2 separate regions of the Homo sapiens genome follow, and region 1 is linked to region 2. The links are chromatin loops, found by intact Hi-C in ENCODE. Cell type or tissue: Caco-2. All regions are shown on one strand. Links, peaks and the distances in the headings refer to the core of each region. The heading gives the core; the rest is flanking DNA.

Region 1 (13,077 bases), core at 5,107-7,606, 250 kb before region 2:
ATCAGAGAAGTGCAAATTAAAATAACAATGAGATATCACTACACACTTATAGAATGGCCAAAATCTAAAGCACTAACATTAATGCTGGTGAGGATGTGGAGCAACAGGAGCTTTCATTCAGTGCTGGTGGAAATGACTATAAAATATAACAGCCACTTTGGAATACAATTTTCCAGTTTCTTACAAAATTAAATATACTCTTACCATACAATATAGTCATTGTGCTCCTTGATATTTATCCAAAATAGTTGAAAACTTATGTCTACACAAAAACCTGAACTCAGATGTTTATACCAGCTTTATTTATATTTAAGTGTTTATTATTAATTCATTACCAAAACTTAGAAGCAACGAAGATGTCCTTCAGTAGGTAAATGAATAAATAAACTGTGGTATATTCAGACAATAGAATACTATTAAGTACTAAAAAGAAATGAGTGATCAAGCCATTAAAAGACACGGAGGAAACCTTAAATGCATATTGCTGAGTGACGAAAGCCAGTCTGAAAAGGATATACACTATGATTCACTATATGACATTCTGGAGAAGTCAAAACTACTGAGATAGTAACAAGATCAGTGGTTGCCAGAGAGTAGGTGGGAGGGAGGAAAGAATAGACAGAACACAAAAATCGTATAGGGCAGTGAACCTACTCTTTATGATACAGAGTAACATATGATAAAGGGTAATGACAATGGTGGAAACATGTCCTTATACATTTGTCCAAACCCAAAGAATTTTACAACACTAAGAGTGAACCATAATGTAAACTATGGATGTTGGGTGATAACTTAGTCAATGTAGGCTCACTACTTGTAACAAATGTACAACTCTGGTGGGAGATGTTGATAATGGGGGAAGGTCTGCATGTGTGGGGACAGAGAGTATTTGGGAAATCTCTGTACTTTCTCCTCAATTTTTTTGTGAACCTAAAACGGCTCTAAAAAATAGGGTATCACCTCCCCCCGCCCACCCACACACACAAAGGAATTACATGGTTTTGCACATTCTAGTGATACCTGGAACTGCGGACGCTATTGTTAAATCTTTATCAAAGTGCTGAAACCTAAATGAAAAAAAGCACCCTAAAATACAGGGCCTCAATCTGTATAGTTCAGTACTACAAAAAAATTATTAATAAACTAGGAATAATAATAGTAAAGCAATTTCCTCTAATGATTTATAAATTTTCTTTTATTAAATTATCTATGCACACATTTTTCATCTGCAAAACTAAACGTTTTCTTTTTAAAATATGAATCTGGCTACTGTACTTCAGAAGTCACTTGTGCCTCTGTGATTTGAAATTGACTCATCTGTAATGTAGAAGGTTTTGATCAGATCATCTCTGAAATAACCCTTGGTTTTGTTCAAAAGCAAATGGCGGTGTTTCTTTTCCTTTGAATCTCTATGAATTTGCAAAGAATCATAGGTTTTATGTTTCTGGTGTTTTGTCCTTACTTCAAATCTAATTGAATACATCAGCAGCATTAGTTGGCTCATTGAGCATTTCAGAACTCTTTCCCTTCTACCCAAAGAAAAGAGAAAGAGACAAAATGACATTATTGGTGGCTACAGTGAGTTCATCTGAAAAAGACCATGCTTTAACTATTTTGTATTTACTTCAATAAAGCAGGGGCTCTAGTCTGCTGGGGGGAAAAATCCTTAAAAGAAGTTAGAGGGTGAAAGGAAAAGCAAACATCACCTGTAATTCAATGGTGATAATTCTAGCAAAATCTTCAGAAACATGGTAAACTGGAAAACAATGGGATGATACATTTAAAAAGCTGAAAGAAAATCTGTCAAGCTAGAATTCTATAGCCAATAAAAATATACTTCAAAAATGAAAGTGAACTATAGACATTTTCAGGTAAATAAAAGCTGAGAGAGGCCAGGTGTGGGAGCTCATGCCTGTAATCCATGCAATATGGGAGGCTAAGGTGGGAGGATCACTTGCACCCAGGAGTTTGAGACCAGCCTAGACAACATAGGGAAACCCTGTCTCAAAAAAAAAAAAAAAAAAAAAAAAAAAAAAAAAAAAAAGGAAAAGAATGAAAGCAGAGAGAACTTGTTACTAGCACTACAAGAAAAGCTAAAGGAAATTCTTAGGCTGTTGAGAAATGGTATCATTTCTACAGAAAGGATTAAAAGCAATAGATCTGTACATAAAGGGGTATATAAACAAAAGTGTATTTTCATATTCTAATTTCTTTGAAAGGCATCTATGTTTTTAAAACAAAAAACAACAATGTTGTATTATGGAATTAATCAAATATACAGTAGTAATACACATGGCAATAGGAAAAAGGATCGGGAGACAGAGTAATGTGTCATACTAATATAACCTTCTTATTTGTGAAGTAGTATAATATTAATTCAAGTTATACTGTGATTGAAGATGCATATTATAATCCCTAGAGCAACAGATAAAAGTATAGTAAAAAAATGATTAATCTAAAAAAGGCAAGAAAGCAGCATGAAAGGCAAAAAGAACAGAGAAAACCAATAAAAAACAAAGTTCTGCACCATACAACAATATTTCTATCAATGATGAACTGCATATATGACATTGGTCCCATAAAATTGTAAATTTAGTACAGCCTAAGTGTACATTGTTTGTAAAGTCTACAGCAGTGGACAGTAATGTCCTAGGCCTTCACATTCACTTATTGATGCACCCAGAGCAACTTCTGGTCCTGTAAGTTTCACATGGTAAATGCCCTATATAGATATACCATTTTTTAACCTTTTATACCATATATTTACTGTATCTTTTCTATGTGTAGATACACAAATACTTACCATTATCTTCCCATTGCCTACAGTATTTAATACAGTATCATTCTGCGTAGGTTTGTAGCCAAGGAGCAATCGGCTATACCATTATAGCACAGGTGTGTAGTCAGCTATAGCATCTAGGTTTGCATAAGTACACGCTATGATGCTTGCACAATGATGAAATCACATAACTCATTTCTCAGAATGTATCCCACCGTTAAGTGACACATGACTATAATAAGATGATAGACTTAAACCCATCGATATCAACAACTGCATTAAATATAATAGTGATAAATGCCTCAGTTAAAGGGCAAAGATTGTTGAAATAGATAAAAAAGCAAAATGAGACCTAAGTATGTTGTTTACGAGAGGCACATTGCAAAGATATAATAACTACAATAAGCTGAAAGTAAAAGGATAGAAAAAGATATACCAGGTAAATATCAACCGTAAAAAATTTTGTAAGTTTTCATTAATGTCGATGTAGATTTCAAAACAGGGTATTACAAAAAAAGAAAAAAGAAAAATTTATGTAATTATTTTGATACTTATTCATATTGTAATACTTATATTGTTATAAAAGTTAAGAATAAAAGGGTCACTTCATAAAGAAAATATCACAGTCTTCAATGTGTATTTCAAGCAATCAGGTGTTGGTCAATTAGGACAATAAGCCAACTGAAAGCAACAATCAAGCCTTTATTTACTTACTATGACACTGCAAGGAGGAGGCACCAGTTTCCTAGGGTGTAGTTTTTCCCCATGGAACGCTACTGGCCGAGAGTTAACTGAATGCAGTGTCGATGGGAGAATTGTCTCAATGCCAAGGAATCCTAAACAAAAGGCTCTTTCTCTCTTTATGGACCTATGGGCCAGGGGGAAGAAGAGAGGGCAGGTCTTCTAGCAGTGGAGAGATACTGAGTCAAAGTGGAAAAGTGTCTCCACAAAGGCCCCTGATAAAAAGGCCTCTACATGAAGGTGCTGGGTTAGGAATGCCAATATGCATATGAACATGGCTCTCCTAAGAGTCCTAAGTCCTTGACTGCAACTCATTCTAGAAAACTGATAATTGGCTATGCACCAAGGTGTGAGGAGGTGATATGGTTTGGATGTTTGTCACCTCCAGATCTCATGTTGAAATGTAACTCCCAATTTTGGAGGTGGGGCCTGGTGGGTGGTGATTGTTTGATGGGGGCAAAACTCACATGAATTATTTAGCACTGTCCCCTTGGTAATAAGTGAGTTCTCACTCCAAGTTCACACCACATCTGGTTGTTTAAAAGTGTGTGGTACCTCCCACCCTGCTCCCACTCTTGCCATGTGATGGGCTTGCTCCTGCTTTGTGCTTTGCCTTTCAACATGATTATAAGCTTCCTGAGGCCTTCACCAGAAGCCAAGCAGATGTTGGTGCCCTGCTTGTACAGTTTGCAGAACGACGAGCCAATTAAACTTCTTTTCTTAATAAATGACCCAGCCTCAGATATTTCTTTATAGCGATTCAAGAACAAAATAATACAGGAGAGCAGCTTCTCTCCATTAGGCCTGCCAGACAAAGCCTTATGATTGCCTGTGGTCAGACAGGAAGAATTACAGATAGGACTTTGGTCTGGAAGTCAGACTCCTCAATGAATGAAACTTATAATAAATTTCAAAGTAAATTCAATAAAGCTAAAATGTATGGAACTAAAAGGAGAAATTGGCACATCATACTTAGAGACTTTAATATACATTTTTTCTATAGTTGATAGAATAGATAAAATATATCAGTAAGAGTGTACAGTTGACCCTTGAACAACAAAAGTTTGAACAGCACAGATCCACTTATATGAGGATTTTCTTCCATCTTTGCAACCTGGAAACAGCAAGATTAATCCTTCCTTTTCCTTGTCCTCCTCATTCTACCCAACATTAAGGTGATGAGGAGGAAGACCTTTATGACAATCCACTTAATGAATAGTAAATATGTTTTCTCTTTTTTATAATTTTCTTAATAACATTTCCTATTCTCTAGCTTACTTTATTGTAAGAATACAGCATATTATTTATATATATATCATGCAAAATATTTGTTAATCAACTGTTTATGTTGTTGGTAAGGTCTCTGGTCAACAGTAGGCTATCAGTAGTTAAATTTTGGGGGAATCAAAAGATACATGCAGATTTTCAAATGCATTGGGGTCGGCACCCCTAACCTTTACATTGTTCAAGGATCATCTCTACTTGACCTAATAAATGCTTTCAGTACACTATTGCCAACAACTGCAGAATGGATGTTCCTTTAAAGTACTCATGGAACCTGCGCCATAAAATAATTCTTAATAAATTTTAGAAAATAAAATCACACATAGTATATTCTCTGGTCGTGCCAGAATTAAATGACAAAGAGATAACAAAAAGATACTAGGAAATCTTCCATATATTTGGAAATTTAAAATATACTAAGTGACAGGTGATTTAAAGAAAAATCACAAGATAATTAGATAATATTCTGATTTAAAAACTGACAAAAGCACAATGCATCACAACTTGTGGAGCAACTTCTACTTCCATCCCTTGGTTCCCAGATCCAGATATTCTTAATACAGCCCAAACATATAATGGGAGAAACTAGTCACTGTGCAAAACATATACCACATCCTATAAGATGGTACCCCATACTCCCAACATTGTCTCTCAGATGGTCCTCAAAATGAGTCTTTATTAGGCCATGCCAACTTTGTGTAAGGCAGACACTTCTAGATCAGTGTTCCTCAAACTTTTTCTAATTATCCCCTAAATAAACGTTTAAGATATTTTTTCCTAACCACTATAGTATCTAATTTTCTTTTTTACCTCTGTCATTCAAAAGATACCCGGATGGCTAGATAGTAGAAAGGAGAGTTTTATTAGCAATAATTGGTTTTCAAGCCAGGAAAAGAATGTCTCCAGCATAGACCAAAGGTGCTCTGTTTTTGTAGAGGGGAAAGACAGGTTGGGTTATATGCCTGGCAAGGTTTGTACAGTCATAAATATTCAGCAGGTTTGAAGGGAAAGCTATACATATCTATGAGGGGAGCAGAGTGCATGCCCAATGGGCAAACATCCACATAACATACAGCCATGTTCACTTTTGGGCTGAGTTTTAGCATTAAAATGAGGTGGAATTTGGCTCTTTACATCAGAAGTTGAAGTATAGGATGCAAAGAGTTTGTGTGTAGCCTTTATAAGCTGCTGAAACTGGCCTAAGGTCTTCAGTAGTTTATCAGAAGAGAATGTTGATAAGGCTGATCCCCTGTCCAATCAGAGTTGCAGTGGTCTGGGTTGTAAATCAGAGTTAGGACAACTTGCCTGAAAGCTCTTATTGTTAAGGAGGTTGGTGAGAGTGTGGTTTTTCTTGTAGGAATTTAGAAACGTGTCATGCCAGCCAGACCCTGAATCCTCCACCCATAGGTTAACTTTGTTTCCTTAATCTTTAGGCCTGTCCTGATTGATAAAAAGGCATCTAACTTGGTCTAACTTGGTCTCTCAGATCACACTCCCTAAAACCAATTTTTTCCTCTTTAGGGGGCAGTATCTCTCCTGTTGATAATGTATGTTCTATATGGTATGGTAAAGAGTAATACTAATACAAGCTAGTTCCATGAGAATTAGTTCCTTGCTACATTTCTTTAGCCATAAAGTGTGTGTCCCTTGGTCAAAAGGATATTATATGTTGTACATGATGTCAATACGGTAAATGAGTCACTCTGTAAGTTCATAGATAGCCATGCTGGCAGAAGCATTGAGGACAGGAAAGGCAAATCTGGAATACATGTCTAGTTCAGTTAGAATAAATTGTTATGTGCTCCAGGATAGAACACATTGATAACCACTCCAGAAATTAACCTCACTACTGCAGTCATAACCTTTATAAGAGGCCCAGACTAAACAATGTGTTGAGTGGGTAACAGCTGGTCTCTTTTCTCAATTACTCCACTACTTTCTCAATGGACTTCTATACAAAGTGGTTTTGGTAACAGGCATGGAGGTTATGCATGGAATTAATATCAAAGACTAATGATAATCTGGCTTCCACCACTGCCAAGTGCCCAACCAACAATAGCAAAGGCTAATGTTAAACCCTTGGTAGAAAAGCATTCTCTTTGTAGAGATCAGTAATCTGCCTGGTAGGAAATGGATTATAGTGGTCCCACCCAATGAACACTTGTACCTTATTCCTACTGTCTCCCTTGCCTCCATATGCAAAGGTTGGAATCTCAATTGGCATCTATCTTGAGACTCACAAATTCTTGATTGCCTTTTAACCTAACATTTGATTGCACTGTTTACCATGAAAAAGTTCCCAAGTATTGAGGCTGACTTTTTAATTCTGGCCCAGAATTCATGACTATTGAGAAGGAAAGAAATAACTTTTACTCTATGTATATAAATGAAACAAAGAACTTGTTTTCATATACTTCTAAAAGCTCATAAAATGGAATAATATAAATTATAAATGAAGTCAATCCTCCTACATCTATAATTGTTCATATCATCAGGAATCTAACCGTATATCCAAAATAATAAGTTTTCAAGTAAAAATATAGTCTATGATTTATAATTATCCTCCTTTTAGGTTTAGGGGGAATTCTTCAGTAATTAATGCCTTTGAAGTCTTAATATCTGTTTTTGAATGCTCAAATTGAAACAAAGTAGAAGAGCAGGACTCTGTCAAATCTAGATTTGGGGACTTAATGATAGTTGGTGAAAACAAGTTAAGTCTGTTTTCCTTATATCGTCTGAGAATAGGTTAGGGTAACCCACATTTATACTAGAGTATTGCATTTGTTTCCAAGTGATTCAGCTAAACACCATGTAGATTTTCCATTAGGTAATAGAATGTCCTTTCTTAAAATAGCTGTAGCCCAAAAAGCTATGTCGTGTGAGAATGAAGTCAGAGAATTAATAAGGAGATCTGTACAGAGTACCTTGATCAATTTCTGAGGAGAAATGTATAACAAAGGATGAATCAAGGTCACTTTTCCTGATGTCACTCCCTCTGAGGAAGAGTTTGGCAGAACTGGGCCAACAGCGCCCAAGGGGAATGGGAGTTTGAAGCAATTGTCTAAATAATTCAGACTAAAAGGCACACTTGGGTTTTGAAAGTCACCCATATGTGCAGAAGGGGAATCTAAATGTATTGCATCTTGTTAGGAATGTATTAAAGTATCTCTTGGACACACATACTGATATTGACGAAAAGGAGAAGTTTTATCACTGGAAAAACTAGGCTTATCTACATTAATCATATTAAATAAATGCTCAGTTTTCTTTCTAGTTTGCCCTATAGATAGTCCTTTCATCCACATAAGAAGTACCAATAGTGTTCTTATATTCTAGCAATTATAATTCAGGATTTCTAAAATGATTTCCTCACTAAGTCTCATGACTTTTCATCTGTAAGAAAAAAATATCAGTGTAGCTGATATGGATACAAAACAAAGCAGGAATAGAAGATGAAAGAGCGTCACCCATTTAATTCTGGAAAATGAAAAGACTTCACAAGCTATAAAAAATCATTTTATTCACAGGGTACATTTACAAATTTTCTCCAAGTAAAGGAGGTAGAGAAATTGAGACTTACCGAACCTTCTCACTGCCAGCCATAATTACAATGAATACACCAAAGAAAAAGACATGTTTTTACAGCAAACCTCCTCCTATGACATTGCATTTAGATTCGGTGGAAAGAAGCAAGTCAGCAGAACCAACAGAGATAGATACTAATTTTTCTAATCACACCGTAGAAAGTACCAATTAAAGTTTTCTTTTTTACCTGCAACATTTTAGATGAAACTCTACAAAAAGAATTGAGCACACTGATTTTCTCCACACTTTTTGCCAATGTAGGTTGGCTTTAATAGAAAGAAGCAATTCCATATACTCTTCAAAGGTGATTTCAATTTTATAGTTTAATCTAAAATTTTTCCCAGAATTATTATATCCATGAACTAGTAGTCAGATTATATTATATGAGAAAAAATAATGTTTTAATTTTTCTATTTTCTTAACTCCAGCCTCAAACTTTGCTCTTGAGAAATAGTTTGCACACATGTGGAATAATATTAAAATGTGCCATAATAGAATTAAAGAGACCAAAAAGACACCTTTTTCCCCAGTGCTTTTTAGACTGACTATGCTGCACGGTAACTGGAATTTTAGTAATATTTCAGACTTGTTAAAGATTAAGCAGGCTTTTTGATGGAGCTATATTTGTTCTCTTCTCTCTAGTGTCTCTATGATGTACCCTAGTGGCCATCAGACATCCTAAATTGTGAGTCCTGTATATTAATTATAAGGGGAGTGTCTATAGTAACCTATCAACACCCAACGGTGCTCAAGACTGAATGATAAACAGTGACAGATTGATTCCTTGCTTCCGGTGTTTACTGGAGAAACAAACATTAATCCTCTTGCAGTTATCACCTATGGAGCTTCCTACTAGAAGGTTCTATGACTTCAATGAAGGATATTTACATACTATTATCAGACTTCTCCAAGGCCTATAAACTATTGTGCATTTCTATAAAATAGTCACATTTGCTACATTTATAGGACTTCTTGATAATAACGATACAACTTGGAACAGACATGATTACATCTCTAAAGTGACAGAGGTATATGAAGGAAACACATAAGGAAGTAGGGGTCAAGCCAGAAAAAGTTAAGGCACCCTCTGCCACTCCCCACTCCCACTGAATCAACCATCTCCCTCTTCTCCACAGGTAAAGGGCTTATGTGTGTTTGTGTTGTGTACACTAGAATACAGGGTAGAAAATGCATCTAAGTCAGCTTAAGTAATCATGGATACAAAAGCCTGTTACTGAAGTAATTGTGGAAGCAGGATTAGAACCTCCTGTTCTAACTCTAGCTATGCATAGCCCACTTTCCAAGGGTGAGGGTCAAAGTGACACTTGCTGCTATCACTGCCTCATCATGACAGATGTAAATAATAATCTTATTTGGGGAATATGTACCAAAGTACAGACAAAAAAGGGCTATGAAAACAGGAGTGTGGGGCTGGGCTCGGTGGCTTATGCCTGTAATCCCAGCACTTTGGGAGGCTGAGGCGGGCAGATCACCTGAGGTCAGGAGTTCGGGACCAGCCTGACCAATATGGAGAAACCCCATCTCTACTAAAAGTACAAAATTAGCCGGGTGTGGTGGCGCATGCCTGTAATCCCAGCTACTCCAGAGGCTGAGGCACGAGAATCGCTTGAACCTGGGAGGCGGAGGTTGCGGTGAGCCGAGATCACGCCATTGCACTCCAGCCTGGGCAACAAGAGCAAAAAACTCTGTCTCAACAAAAAAAAAAAAAAAAAAAAAAAAGAAAGAAAGAAAGAAAGGAAAAAGAAAACGGGAGTGTTGTTTCACTGTGATCAAACTCCCAGGAGAGCACCTCTTGGGAAGGGACAGCAAGGGGTGGAGCCTTGATACTGTCATGGTCCAAGTGGGTAAACAGGTACCACTCTGTTCTCTCCGTCAGCATCTCATGATCTGTCTGTCACACTGCTTCCTCTAGCATCTTTTCTCTCTTTTTTTTTCTGTTTGTTGTTTTGTTTTGTTTTGTTTTGTTTTTTGTAACCAGGTAAAAGCAGGAACACAGTCCCCCATTACCACAAATTATGCAGGCAACATTCCAACATTTGGGGAAATCGCAGGGGCCAGCACATCAGGTGTGCAATGGATAAGCTTCACCCAGAGAAAACTATTCATTATTAACCATAACAGCTGGATGACAAGATATTTCCTTTAAAATATTTCAAAAAGGTTCCATTCTTGAGGCTGCACTCAAGGTCAACAGCCTCTTCCTTGCTTCCTGCTGAACTCTCTTCTGAGATCACTCCCAATCATCTTTTCAAATTAAAACCAAGATTTTGTCTCTCTTTTTTTCAGTTTGGTTAAACCTTTTTTTATTACAATTTTCTGTTCGTAATGCTGTGCAGATAAAATAGACATTAACTGATTCTTACTTTTCTTTGCCTTGGATTATATCACATCTCTTAGATGTTTATTGGTGTTGTGTGAAGCATACATTTTAAAAATAAACATCAAAAGAAAGTTTAATTACATAGAAGCAGAAAGAGGCAGGATCAATATATTTGGATATTATTCTATAAAATTCTCAGACAGCTTGGCATCATTGATTATATCCCACAGCTTCAACAAGAAAAAAATTACCTGAAAGAATTTTAGCACAATATAGAGATCAATAGAAACACAGAGGAGTGACCATAAAATATAATTCCTCTTCTGTGCTTTAAAAAGTTAGAGTCATAGGCTTTGATTATCTGGCAAATGCTCGCAGGCATGTAAGTCAATTTAAAATATGGTATTTATTCCTTATGTATTAGAGACAGAAGAAATCAGAAATGTTGGCACCAGAGAAAACAAATTAGAGGGAAACAGAAACATGTATTTTCCCTTACTGAAATGGTGAGCAGGGGCTGTGTTATGTTTCAATAAGCTTTTCATTCATGCACTTGTTTCAATCTCTCACCCCTAAGATGTATGTAAAAAATTCAAAAGACAAGTCTGGGCTGAGGGTAAAGCAGATGGTATCCATTTTCTTATGATAGAAGGGAAAAAAAGCTACAGCAATTATAGATTCAAGTCTCCTTCCACTTGCAAAATAGAAATTTTCTAGTGCTCAACCTAAATATTGTGGCCTCATATTTAGGAGTTTATAAACAGACGCTCTGGGCTTCAGACTTCCTGTGAGTTAGTCTCTAGGACTTTTAAAGAAGCTATGTAGGAACTGGTAGAATATTTGATATCTCCCTAGCTTCAAGGACTCAGACTATCCATATGAATGAGGGGGAAAAGTTCCACTTTAGAATCACTGGCAGGGCTATAACTAGGTCGGGGTGATCAGACTCTGCCACAAAACACCCACATTTAGACAGCACGAGTTTAAGCAAAAACAAAACAGTTTAAGGCAGTGTAAAATTTTGAGGTCCTCAGCGAATTTCCACACTACCTCTCTAGTCACAATGCTACTAGCTCAACTCTGGAGCCAAGGCAGCTCTCCTGGGAGAGGACAGAGACTGACGGTGCTAAAAAGCCAAGGTTAAGGGTAGAGAGCACTCTGCCCTTTTACATCCTGAGAGTGTGGGGATAGGGTCATCTCCTTTCAACTTGCCTCACCCTCCTCCTAGCACATAGTGGAATGAAGTTGCTAGTTATGTTTACTGCTGACTTTATTAGAGGTTTTGACCTAGGTTGCCAGGCCTTGAAATTGTTAACCCACTTCTACCACTTCCACCCCTGACGTGTGCCCAATAAAAGTCATATAACCTGAGAGTCGACCTATACGACGGGAAGATAAAGAAAAAGCACAACATTACTCTCAGTCCTTATTCCTCCACAAGTTTGCGTCAAGTTCACATAAACGTCCTTACAGCTTTTGATCTTTGGAATTCTACAAACATAGAGAATATATTACCTGGTGCTGGTGGGAAAGTATTTACACAACACAATGAACATTTCCTAAAGTTTTCAGTGGACTGGTAACATTCCCCTCCCCCTTAGGTCCCTCCTAACAAGTATTTGTCAGTGAAAAATTTCACAAAGTCAATATTTCAACCACAGAAGTTAAAACTCTGGATGGCTGACTTTCTATTAATAATCAAAAAATGTATATAATAAAGTTATAAAACTGGAATATGTAGCTGCTGACGAAAAGAAATGTTATCAATATTGTTTCCATTTTGGATCATCTATAACACTCTTGTAAAGCCTTTGACTAATCCAAGGGTATTTTTGGCAAATTTAAAATCCCAGGATTTTTTCAGTTATTTTCCATTTTAAGCCATGTTGTCCAGATTGCTTCAGGTACAAGTTATATATAGCCTAAACAATTTTTTTTAGCCAAGAGAAAGACATGAGACATCACAAAGCCAAACACAGTATTGTCTGAACATGTGCCATTTGAGATCATTTACTTCCTACCCTTGTGAAGACAGATAAAAGTGAACTATACAGAAGCAAAATCCAGTGAGCACTTCCTTAACTTCTTGTATGAGAATTATGCAGTTTAGATGTGCAATTTTGTATAAACTTTTGGCAAAATCCTCTATACAAAGCATATGTGTCTGTGAGTCATTGTCCATATAAAAATCTTTCATATAAACATTACTTTTCTTAATTATGGAATGACTTAATCCTTCACCTACCTTCATGATCTTTGGAATCAATGCAGTTCTCAAATCGAGGCTAATAAAAACTAAAATTCTATCAGGGTACTAGTTTTTAGTCTCTTCACCCTTCCTTTTGCC
Region 2 (13,077 bases), core at 5,853-8,352:
TTAAATACTTAAAAGATTAATAAATTTTAGCCTGTAGGGATCATGGCAGATGGGAGGCTGGACTAGATTGCAGCTCCGGAGAGAGCAACATACAGATGCTTGCACTGTGAATTTTAGCTCCAGATTGGCTGTAAGAACAAACCAGCAATCCTGAGAGGAGCCACAGACCCTCTGAAGGAAGCGAACGGCTCCTGCGGGACCTGGGAGACACCCTAAATACTGTGAGTGCCCCAACTGTGGAAGTTGGAAAGGGAGACCCTCCTCTTCTGAACACACACCCCCACTGGAGAAGCTGAAGGTCTGTTTGTGGGAGAAGTTTCCAACTTTACCTGGAGCTGAGTCAAGTTAGAGAGCCGAGCCAAACAAAATACAGGGGTAGAGAAAGCAGCAGAAAGGCCCTGGGGGCTCAGTGGGTCCCCAAGCTGCCCATTCCTGCCTGGCACCGCAGGGATCCATCAGGAGGGTGGCCAGAAGAGCAGAGGGTAAAACTCCACAGGGAGAAGGAATTCCCTGGCTGAACTTTGTAACAATTTGAACGAGGTGAGAAACCTCCTAGTCAGAACTTGGGGGAGGGTACAAATCTGGCTTGCAGACTTCACAGGCAGGGGAAGAACTAAAGCTCTTTTCTTTCGCGGCTAGGAGACAGAAAGCCTCGGGCAAGTTTTCAAGCCTGTCTCGCCCTGCACCTGGAAACAGACTCGGACTGTTGTGGTAGGCACGGTGGGAGTGAGACTGGCCCTTTGGTTTGTGTGAGAGCTGGGTGAGGTCTGTGACTGCCGGCTTTCTCCCACTTCCCTGACAACCTGCATGACTCAACAGAAGCAGCCATAATCCTCCTAGGTACACAACTCCAGTGATCTGGGAATCTCACCCCATGCCCCACAGCAGCCACAGCAAGACCCGTCCAAGGAGAGTCTGAGCCCAGACACACCTAGCCCCACCCCCACCTGCTGGTCCTTCCCTACCCACCCTGGTAGTGGAAGACAAAGGGCATATAATTTTGGGAGTTCTTGGGCCCCACCCATCACTGGCCCCTCTCCACACTACTACAGTTGATGCTTTCTGGAAAGTGCCACCTCCTGGCAGGAGGCCAACCAGCACAAAAATAGAGCATTAAACCACCAAAGCTAAGGGCCCCCACAAAGTACATTGCACCCTCTGCCACCTCCACTGGAACAGGCACTGGTATCCATGGCTGAGAAACTCATAGATGGTTCGCATCACAGGACTCTGTGCAGACAACCCCTAGTACCAGCCCAGAGCTGGGTAGACTCTCTGAATGCCTAGACCCAGAAGAGAGACAACGATCACTGCAGTTCAGCTCACAGGGAGCCACAACCACAGGAAAAGTGGGAGAGTACTACACCAACAGAACACTCCATGGGACAAAAAAATCCAAACAACATCTTTCAGCCCTAGACTCTGACAGAACCTACTCAAATGAGAAGGAGCCAGAAAACCAACCCTGGTAATATGACAAAACAAGGCTCATCAATACCCCCTCAAAAATCACACTAGTTCACCAGCAATAGATCCAAACCAAGACGAAATCTCTTATTTATCTTGAAAAGAATTCAGGAGGTTAGTTATTGAGCTAATCAGGGAGGGGCCAGAGAAAGGCAAAGGCCAATGCAACGAAATCCAAAAAATGATACAAGAAGAGAAGGGAGAAATATCCAAGGAAATAGATAACTTAAACAAAAAATCAAAAATTCAGGAAACTTTGGATACACTTCAGGAATGCAAAATGCTCTGGAAAGTCTCAGCAATAGAACTGAACAAGTGGAAGAAAAAAATTCAGAGCTCGAAGACAAGGTCTTCAAATTAACCCACTTCTACAAAGACAAAGAAAAAAGAATTAGAAAATATGAACAAAGCCTCCAAGAAATCTGGGATTGTGTTAAATGACAAAACCTAAGAATAATCGGTGTTCCTGAGGAAGAAGACAATTCTAGAAGCTTGGAAAACAATATTTGGGGGAATAATCAAGGAAAACTTCCCCAGCCTTGCTAGAGACCTAGACATGCAAATACAAGAAGCACAAAGAACACCTGGGAAATTCACCGCAAAAAGATCTTCACCCAGGCACATTGTCCTCAGGTTATACAAAGTTAAGATGAAGGAAAGAATCTTAAGAGCTGTGAGACAGAAGCACCAGGTAACCTATGAAGGAAAACCCATCAGATTAACAGCAGATTTCTCAGCAGAAACCCTACAAGCTAGAAGGAATTGAGGCCCTATCTTCAGCCTACTCAAACGAAACAATTATCAGCCAAAAACTTTGTATCCAGTGAAACTAAGCATGATATGAAGGAAAGATACAGTCATTTTCAGATAAACAAATGCTGAGAGAATTTGCCATTACCAAGCAACCACTGTAAGAATTGCTAAAAGGAGCTCTAAATCCTGAAACAAATCCTAGAAACACATCAAAACAGGACCTCTTTAAAGCATAAGTCACACAGGACCTATAAAACAAAAATATAAGTTAAAAAAGCAAAAACAAAAAACAAAACAAAGTACATAGGCAACAAAGAGCATGATCAGTGCAATGGTACCTAACATTTCAATATTAACGTTGAATGTAAATGCCTAAGTGCCCCACTTAAAAAATAGAGAGCCACAGAATGGATAAGAGCTCACCAACCATCTGCTGCCTTCAAAAAACTCACCTAACAGATAAGGACTCACATAAACTTAAAATAAAGGGGTGGAAAAAGGCATTTCATGCAAATGGACACCAAAAGTGAGCAGTGGTAGCTATTCTTATATCAGATAAAACAAACTTTAAAGCAACAGCGGTTAAAAGAGACACAGAGAAACATTATATATTGATAAAAGGCCTTGTCCAACAGGAAAATATCACAATCCTAAACATATATGCATCGAACACCTGAGATCCCAAATTTATGAAACAATTACTAACAGACCTAAGAAATGAGATAGATAGCAATAAAATAATAGTGGGGGACTTCAATACTTCACTGGCAGCATTAGACAGGTCATCAAGTCAGAAAGTCAACAAAGAAACAATGGATTTAAACTATACCATGGAACAAATGGATTTAACAGAAATATACAGAACATTTCATCCAACAACCTCAGAACACACATTCTATTCAACAGCACATGGAACTTTCTCCAAGACAGACCCTATGATAGGCCATAAAATGAGCCTCAATAAATTTAAAAAAATTGAAATTATATCAAGCACTCTCTTAGACCACAGTGGAATAAAACTGGAAATCAACTCCAAAAGGAACCTTCAAAACCACGCAAATACATGGGAATTAAATAACCTGCTCCTGAATGAGCATTGGGTCAAAAACAAAATCAAGATTGAAATTAAAAAATTATTCAAACTGAATGACAAGAATGACACAACCTATCAAAAACCTCTGGGATACAGTTAAGGCAATGATAAGAGGTTCATAGCCCTAAACAACTATATCAAAAAGTCTGAAAGGGCACAAACAGACAATCTAAGGTCACACCTCAAGGGACTAGAGAAACAAGAACAAAACCAAACCCAAACCCAGCAGAATAAAGGAAATAACCAAGATCAGAGCAGAACCAAGTGAAACTGAAACAAACAAAAAAATACAAACAATAAATGAAGCAAAAAGCTGGTTCTTTGAAAAGATAAATAAAATTGATAGACCATTAGTAAGATTAACCAAGAAAAGGAGAGAAAATTCAAATAACCTCACTAAGAAATGAAGCAGGAGATATTACAACTGACACCACTGAAATACAAAAGATCATTCAGGGCTACTATGAACAACTTTACGCACATAAACTAGAAAACCTAGACGAGATGGATAAATTCCCAGAAAAATACAACTCTCCTAGCTTAAATCAGGAAGAATTAGATACCCTGAGCAGACCAATAACAAGCAGTGAGACTGAAACAGTGATTTTAAAATTACCAACAAAAAAATGTTCAGGACCAGATGGATTCACAGAAGAATTCTACCAGACATTCAAAGAAGAATTGGTACCAATCCTTTTGACACTATTCCACAAGATAAAGAAGGAACCCTCCCTAATTCATTCTATGAAGCCAGCATCACCCTAATACCAAAACCAGGAAAGGACACAACCACGAAAGAAAACTACAGACAGATATCCTTGATGAAGTTAGATGCTAAAATCCTTAATAAAATACTAGCTAACCAAATCCAACAACATATCAAAAAGATAATCCACCATGATCAACTGGGTTTCATACCAGAGATGCAGGGACGGTTTAACATACACAAGTCAACAAATACGATACACCACCTAAACAGAAGTAAAAACAAAAATCACATGATCGTCTCAGTAGATACAGAAAAAGCATTAGACAAAATCCAGCATGCTTTATGATTAAAATTCTCAGCAAAATCAACATACAAGGGACATACCTTAATGTAATAAAATCCATCTATGACAAACCCACAGCCAACATAATACTGAATGGGGAAAAATTGAAAGCACTCCCTCTGAGAACAGGAATGAGACAAGGATGCCCACTCTCACCACTCCTCTTCAACATAGTATTGGAAGTCCTAGCCAGAGAAATCAGACAAGAGAAAGAAATAAAGGGCATCCAAATCAGTAAAGAGGAAAGTCAAACTGTCCCCATTTGCTGATGATATGATCGTTTACCTTGAAAACCCCAGGAACTCTTCCAGAAAGCTCCTAGAACTGATAAAAGCATTCAACAAAATTCCCAGATACAAGATTAATGCACGCAAATCAATAGCTCTTCTACACAGCAACAGCAACCAAGCGGAGAATCAAATCAAGAACTCAACCCCCTTTACAGTAGCCGCAAATAAAATAAAATACTTAGGAATATACTTAACAAAGGAGTCGAAAGACCTCTACAAGAAAAACTACAAAATATTGCTGAAAGAAATCACAGACAATACAAACAAATGGAAACGCATCCCATGCTCATGGATGGGTAGAATCAATATTGTAAAAATGACCATTCTGCCAAAGTAATCCACAAATTAAACACAATCCCCATCAAAATACCACCATCATTCTTCACAGAGTTAGAAAAAATAATTCTAAAATTCATATGGAACCAAAAAAGAGCCTGCATAGCCAAAGCAAGACTAAGCAAAAAGAACAAGTCTGGAGGCATCACACTACCTGATTTCAAACTATACTATAAGACCATAGTCACTAAAAGAGTGTGGTGCTGGTAAAAAATATAGGCACATAGACCAATGGAACTGAGTAGAGAACCAGAAATAAACCCAAATACTTCCAGCCAACTGATCTTCGACAAAGCAAACAAAACCATAAAGTGGGGAAAGGACACTCTTTTCAGCAAATGGTGCTGGGATAATTGGCTAGCCACATGTAGGAGAATTAAACTGCATCCTCATCTCTCACCTCATACAAAAATCAACTTAAGATGGATTAAGGACTTAAACCTAAGACCTGAAACTAAAAATTCTAGAAGACAACATTGGAAAAACCCTTCTAGACGTTGGCTTAGGCAAGGATTTCATGACCAAAAACCCAAAAGCAAATGCAATAAAAACAAAGATAAATAGCTAGGACCTAATTAAAGAGCTTTTCCATGGCAAAAGGAACAGTCAGCAGAGTAAACAGACAATCCACAGAGTGGGAGAAAGTCTTCACAATCTATACATCTGACAAAGGACTAACATCCAGAATCTACAACAAACTCAAACAAATCAGTAAGAAAAAATATACAAATGGCCAACAAACATATGAAAAAATGCTCAACTTCACTCATGATCAGGGAATTGCAAATCAAAACCACAATGCGATATCACCTTACTCCCAGGGAAATGGCCATAATCAAAAATCAAAAAACAGTAGATGTTGGCATGGATGTGGTGATCAGGGAACACTTCTACACTGCTGGTGGGACTGTAAACTAGTACAGCCACTATGGAAAACAGTGTGGAGATTCCTTAATGAACTAAATGTAGAACTACCATTTGATCCAGCAATCTTACTACTGGGTATCTACCCAGAGGAAAAGAAGTCATTATTTGAAAAAGATACTTGCACACGCATGTTTATAGCAGCACAATTCACAATTGCAAAATCGTAGAACCAACCCAAATGCCCATCAATCTAGTGGATAAACTGTGATATATATATATATATCCATAATATATATATATATCCATAATATATATATATATATGATGGAATACTACTCAGCCATAAAGAGGAATGAATTAACAGCACTTGCAGTGACCTGGATGAGATTGGACACTATTATTCTAAGTGAAGTAACTCAGGATTGGAAACCCAAACATCATATGTTCTCACTGATATGTGGGAGCTAAGCTATGAGACACAAAGGCATAAGAATGATACAATGGACTTTGGAGACTTGGGGGGAAGAGTGGAAGGAGGGGGAGGGATAAAAGACTACAGATATGGTGCAGTGTATACTGCTCAGGTGATAGGTGCACCAAAATCTCACAAATCACCACTAAAGAACTTACTCATGTAACCAAACACCACATGCACCCCAATAACTTATGGAAAAATAAAATAATAAAAATAAAAATAAATAAACATGAAAAAATAATACATTTTGCCATATAAAGATCCTTTTAAAAGTTGAATTATGCTCTAAAAGATTAACTGTAATGAGAGGTATCAGCAAGTCCTCTATTACCAGAAAATCATCCTGACATTGCTAAACTCCCTTTAGAAGGATATGTACGAATACTTTGGAATTTCCTGGCATGATTCCCTTTGGGGAATAAGGGAAAGGTCCGTGGGAAGCACTTGAGGATATCGCTATGAAGTGACAGACCCCAGAACCAGTTATGATAAGGAGCCCCTGGGGCTTCCTGGTCCACTGGGAGTCAGCTGTGAATGAGAACTAGAGGGTTGAGCACTGGGAACTGAACCTGAGCAGACTTTCTTGGCTGAATTAGGCATGGCCTAAAGACCCCTGGAAGCCTGTGCAGGAGTCTTGGTTAGTACCGCATCATCACCTGGGGAGAGGAGCTACTTCCCTGTTCTGTGTGGAACTCATTCCAACAGCGCCACCGTGTGATTATAAGAAGCAGACACAACAGTGAACCGAGAAGATTCCTGCACTGTAGCCGCTTGGATGTGGAAGCCGTTAACCCTTTGGGGACTTCATTGAGCCCTGGAGTTGTTGGACGATTCCAGAAGTAGAGAAGCGCTTACAGGCAGGAGAGTCTGGACTTCCGCTAATTATTCATATGGGTATACACAAAATTGTTAGGAAAAATAAGAGAGATGACAGTGCGTGTATCTTGAATTTGTGAAGCATTTTCTATTAGATGTTATTATCACAAATAGCACAGCTGTACGGTAATTTTATACTTTATGTATCTCTATAGTTGAACTTGTATAGGAATTTGTATTCGTTTTCTGTTGCTACCGCAACCTTAGTGGTTTCAACAACACAAACTTATTACCTTACAGTTCAGTAGGTCAGAACTGACATGGGTCTCACCAGGCTAAAATCAAGTCATTGGCGGGACTGTTCCTTTCTGGAAACCCTAGGGGAGAACACACTTCCTTGTTCATTTGAATTTCTGGCATAATTCAGTTTCTTGTATTGTGGAACTGAGATGGTTTCTGGCTGTTGTCGGCTGAGAGTTATTCCCAGAGTCTAGAGGTCACACACATTTTTATTTTTTATTTTTTATCTTATTTTATTTTAATTTTGAGACTGAGTCTCCCTCTATCGCCCAGGCTGGAGTGCAGTGGCACAATCTCGGTTCACTGCAACTTCTGCCTCAGCCATTCTCATGCCTCAGCCTCCCAAATAGCTGGGATTACAGGCGCCTACCACCATGCCCGGCTAATTTTTGTATTTTTAGTGGAGACGGGGTTTCACCATGCTGGCCAGGCTGGTCTCGAACTTCTGACCTCAAGTTGATCCGCCCGCCTCGGCCTCCCGAAGTGCTGGGATTACAGACGTTAGCCACCGCGCCCAGCCCACATTTCTTCCCCTGCCTCAAAGTCAGCAGTGTTGAGTCAAGTCCTACTCACATAGAGTCTCTCTGACCTCTTATATCCTCTGTTTCCATTTTAAAGGATTCATGTGGTTAGATTCTAGGACCCTCCCAGATAAACCAGGATAATTTATCCATCTCAAGCCTTGACCTTGATCACATTTGCAAAGTTTTTAACATGTCAGGTAATATATTCACAGGGGATTAAGTTGGGGACATCTTTGAAGGCCCATTATTCTGCTTACCATAGACATTTTGAGGTTTGTTAATATTTAAAAATATAGTCTTTAAAAAAAACTCCAATGAACAAATATTTAAAAGGATTTTTATAGACAACAACAGTCTTACTTTCAAAAAGCAGAGGAACCATTTTTATGTTTTTATTTTTTATATGTAAAAATATAGTCTTTGTTGGAGAGTACGTGGAGAAAAGGGAACCTTGCACGCTGTTGATAAGAATATAAATTAGTACAGCCATTATGGAAAAGAGTCTGGAGGCTTCCCAAAAAATTGAAAATAGTACTACCATACGATCCAGCAATCCCACTACTCTGCATGTTTCCAAGGGATATGAAATCAGTATGTCAAAGAGGTATCTGCACTCTCATGTTCATTACAGCGTTTTTCACAATAGCCAAGTTATGAAATCAACCTAAGTGTCCACAAACAGATAAGTGGATAGAGAAAATATGGTATCTATACACAATGGGATGCTCTTCAGTCTTTAAAAAGAAGGAAATTCTGCCATTTTCAACAACATGAATGAACCTGGAAGACACAATGTTAAGTAAAATAAGCCAGGCAAGAATGACAAATACCACATGATCTTACATAGTATATGTGAAATCTAAAAAAGTTGAACTCATAGAAGTAGATAGTAAAATGGTGGTTGCCAGAGGTGAGGCCTTAGGAGATGTTGGTCAAAGGATACAAAACTTCAATTAAATAGGAGGAATAAGTTCAAGGAGTCTATTGTACAACATGGTGACTACAGTTAATAATGTATTGTGTTCTTGAAAATTGCTAAGAGAAGTAGATTCTCAGTGGTCCCACCACAAAAGAAAAAAGTGAGGTAATGCATATGCTAATTAGCTCAATCTAGTCATTCCACAATGTATATATAATTTAAAACAACTGTTGTACAAGATTAATATCTGCAATCTTTGGCTATTAAAAAAAGTCAAAAAATTATATATAATTATATATCTACTTTATATAAATTCAGATATCAATATAGGTATATTAATATATAATTTATATATAAATATATCTAATTATATAGAAATATGTTATATATATTAAATGTTATATATATTAAATATATATTATATATTATATATATAATATATATAATATATATTAATAATTAATCTATTAACTATTTATATTATATATAAATAATATATTGATTTATATTATAAATATATTTATATTTAATTATATATATATATGTAGAGAGAGAGAGAGATTGAGAGTCTTTATAGTGCCTTGACTTTTCTATTAGAAAGAAGCCAAGCTTCCTAGGATACTATTTATCCAACCATTCCTAACATTTTCTTCAGCGTGGTTCCTTATTCAGCCTGGGGTCAAATAAGTGGTTTCAATAAACCTCCTGAAGTAGTATGCAAAAGTTCATGTATATGCTTATTTTGGGGGACAAAAAGGTCCAAAGCTTAGATCGGATTACCAAAAGTACTCTGAAAATGACCCTCCTCTGAGGGAAAAAGAAAAAAAAGGTTTGTAAATAAATGTGTTGCTTCCACACAACACACATTTTTATGCTTCCACGTCTTTATGCACTGGTGCCATGAGATTAGGTGGCGTATTGGGAAGAGGATAGGTTTTGATCTCCCAGACTTCCGATTCAAGCTAAACCGGCTAAGTAGTAACAACATTTATGGAAATAAGAAATAGTAAATTTTTACTGATGGAGACATACTAACAAAAGAGCAATTCAAGATGTATGAAAATTGATGAAGCTTAAGGACAGCCCCCCCACACCAAAAAAAAAATCAAAGAGAGAATAGAGGTCAATTTAACTAAGAAGCTAAAAAAAAGGAAAGATGGTCACACTGTCCATAACAAAAAGTATAGATATTGTGAAAAGTTACTGTAAAGATAGACAACAAAATAGGGGGGAAATTGTCACACACAGCAGATTAAATATTAACAAGAAAAAGTCAACCCCATAGGACAGAAATTTTCATTTTCACAAAAAAAGTGCAAACTCAAATGCAAAATAGCTCTATTATTCCTACTGGCCAAAAATGTTGTCCATGCATAGACGCATCTCAAAAAGCATTATGCCAAATGAAAGTTGCTGAGCACAAGATCCCACTGACATGGAAGGGGGAGTAGACTGACTGCAGAGGGACACCAGGGAACTTTATTGGTGATGGAAACGTTCCATATCTTGGCTACATGATGGAATATATTTGCCAACCTCAAACTATACACTTAAAATAGATGAATTTTGTTGAATTTAAATTATATCTAACAGATTTTTCAAAATATGTAAGGACACACACTAGGTTATTAACATGGATTGGAAGGGATGTGATAGGGAAGAAGAGCAAACCAGGCAAAAGGGTAAAAAAGAAAACTACTCTAAACATTGTTTATATAATCCCATTTATGCACTTATGAAAAAGCTGTATGCATTAAAAAAAAACTCACCAAATAATACTGCAAGACTGCAATCCAATACTTATATCTTTGGCATGTTCAAATTCAAGGGCAGAACAGGTGATAAAAGCCAGATGACAATGCATCATGGGAGAGAAGGAGGTGGAGGAAGTGCGACAGTGAGTTCGTTTAAATTGAGTCGTTGCCCCTAGAAGCAGTGATGAAAGATGAAGGGCATGTTAAGCCTGCTGTAAATGCTGTAAACTGGCCTATTTCCAAGAGTAAGTCCCAGCATGTCCATTCCAGATGCTCATGTTTCAGGGGTAATGTACGCATAGTGAAAGAGCAGCAGCTCTTGGGGTGTAGGTTAACATTAGCCTTTCTGGAAGGAACCAATCTTGGTCCAGATGATTGTGCTTCAAAGGTAGCCCACAGGAGCAAACAGTCCCATGTGAGTAAATAGGCAGCAAGTTTGGGTGGTTAAGGAAACTCCAGCTTTGACAGAAATCAGTCTGGGTCTCACCATGAGTATACAATTGTTCATACTAAAATAGAGATAATCCCACCTGGCTTGTTTTATGAATTATTAGCAATATCGTTATGTACACAGGACATGGCACAAAACAGCCAATTAGCAATGGCTGTTATTATTCCTTTGCCTAGAAAGACTCTGGAGCACACTATGCAATCACGTAACAGCTGCTGGATGGACAAACGGCTGGACGAATGGATGCATGGATGAATAAACTGGGAATACCCAATTCCAGTGAACTACTTTTCCTGACTGAGCTAAAACATTGTCTCCTTTGGGAAGTACCTCTATTCCAAGCTACACTCACATTTTCTCACTTACTAGTGTAGGTTTTAGAGCCAAATTGCCTGTGCTTGAATCTTGACTCCACTATTTACTGTGTCTTTGGGGCAAATCACATAAACTCTCAATTCAGCTTCCTCAACTATAAACTGGTGCTTAACAATAAGGTTTCCATAAGGATTAAAAGACTTAATACAAAAACATCTTTATTAGACTGGCTGCCCATAGTAAGCATTCAATAAATATTAGCAATTATTAAAATACTACATTACCACATCTTACAAATTATTTACCTATGCAGACACTGACTGTAAGCTCTATGAGGGAGAACTTTTGTGTGTTTCGTTCACTGCCTAAAACTGTGCCCTGCCATCTAGCAGGCATTCAATAAACAGTTGTTGAATGAATACCTACCTACCCTGAAACAATGAAAGAGCCAAAATTACAAACACACACCCCTTCCAAAATTAAGGCCAAGGCCTTACATTTAATAGGTGCTCAATAGATGTTTGTTGACTGAAGAAATGAATGGAGATGATCAGATAGAAAGTGATTCAGAAAACTGACAGTAGTATATGATGGAGGTAAAAAAGAGATTTAGGAATATTCCAGTTTATTTTTATACACTTTTTATTTAAAAAATAAAATTATAAACAAAATACAGAAAAATATTGACACCTGTGATAACAAGGAAATGACTCTTAAGGGCAGTTTGTTGTCCTGGGGGAAAAAATCATAAGTGTTATAAAGAAATATTATTGTGCAAAGGAGGAATGTAATATTTAAGGTTCATTTACAACGGGCATTTGGCGTCGACAGAAAAAGTCTTTCTATGTATACATTCAACATTTTGCAGCATATTTACATTCAAGTTACATTTCCAAATTCTATGCCAAATACAGTCTAACTCACCATCAACAATCCCTCAGATATTACTAAAATCCTGTTTATTTGGTAGGAGTGCAATATTATCTTATTAGGAAATAATTTTATGTTCCTACTAAGTCAACTGCATTTTTACTACTTTAACAAAATTCACTGACATTTTTATCCCAGTTGAAGTCAAGCCTCTTTTAGACAAAGTCAATACTAACTCAAATGTTGCCAGTTATAAAATTATATAATAATCTTTTCCTCCCTCCTTAGAGACAGTATTACAACTTTCAATGAAAGGACACCAGCTATGATAAATTATTTTCTTTTACAAGAGTTAGGATGTATTACAGATACAAGTTCCAGAATTTTAACTTGTTTTCAAAAGATGGCTGAAGCACTTTTCCCTTTCAGTTGTTACCGAATTCCTCAGCAAAATACAACACATTCAGAAATCTACATAGCAGTTTTCTGAAAACTTTTCTCCATTGTCCCCACACATTTCTCAAATCAGAGTGCTTACTCACTAGCAACTGGAGAATCTCTTGCTTAGTTTTTCTAAATTATACTAGAGTAGCTATCCTAATTTCCTGACAATCTTCCCATTTCATTTTTTAAATTATGATTTTATTAAAATCAACATAAATTACAAAGGTTCCATCTTTGCTACGGTTCTTTTAAAAATTTATCTTAACTTACTGAAGGGTCAAGACCCCACAGGGCCTGTCTAGAACAGGCAAACAAAATGTCAAGATTAGAAAATTCTCATGCCTCCAAAAG

What was found. Peaks named below come from ENCODE experiments on the same cell type or tissue, not always from the same donor. Only the 100,000 strongest peaks of a DNase experiment are listed, where the experiment ranks them.
Region 1: a loop joins it to region 2, with 4 times the contacts of the local background. A loop is called at or near these places in 5 of 110 quality-filtered maps.

The regions. Positions count from the first base shown.
Region 1 is chr12:22,185,084-22,198,160 of GRCh38, forward strand. It overlaps ST8SIA1 (ST8 alpha-N-acetyl-neuraminide alpha-2,8-sialyltransferase 1), which reads right to left. Exons shown (of 5, transcript NM_003034.4): 5 at 8,308-13,077. It also overlaps the pseudogene RNU1-149P. Among named protein-coding and RNA genes, the nearest start is that of ST8SIA1, 140 kb to the right of the region's middle. RefSeq lists an enhancer at 3,476-3,645. In Caco-2, for the core only: no CTCF peak of the experiment used is centred there; a DNase peak (open chromatin) is centred at 6,098.
Region 2 is chr12:22,436,547-22,449,623 of GRCh38, forward strand. C2CD5 (C2 calcium dependent domain containing 5) reads right to left here. Exons shown (of 27, transcript NM_001286176.2): 27 at 12,037-13,077. Among named protein-coding and RNA genes, the nearest start is that of C2CD5, 100 kb to the right of the region's middle. RefSeq lists enhancers at 117-724, 725-1,332. In Caco-2, for the core only: a CTCF peak has its summit at 7,041; a DNase peak (open chromatin) is centred at 7,035.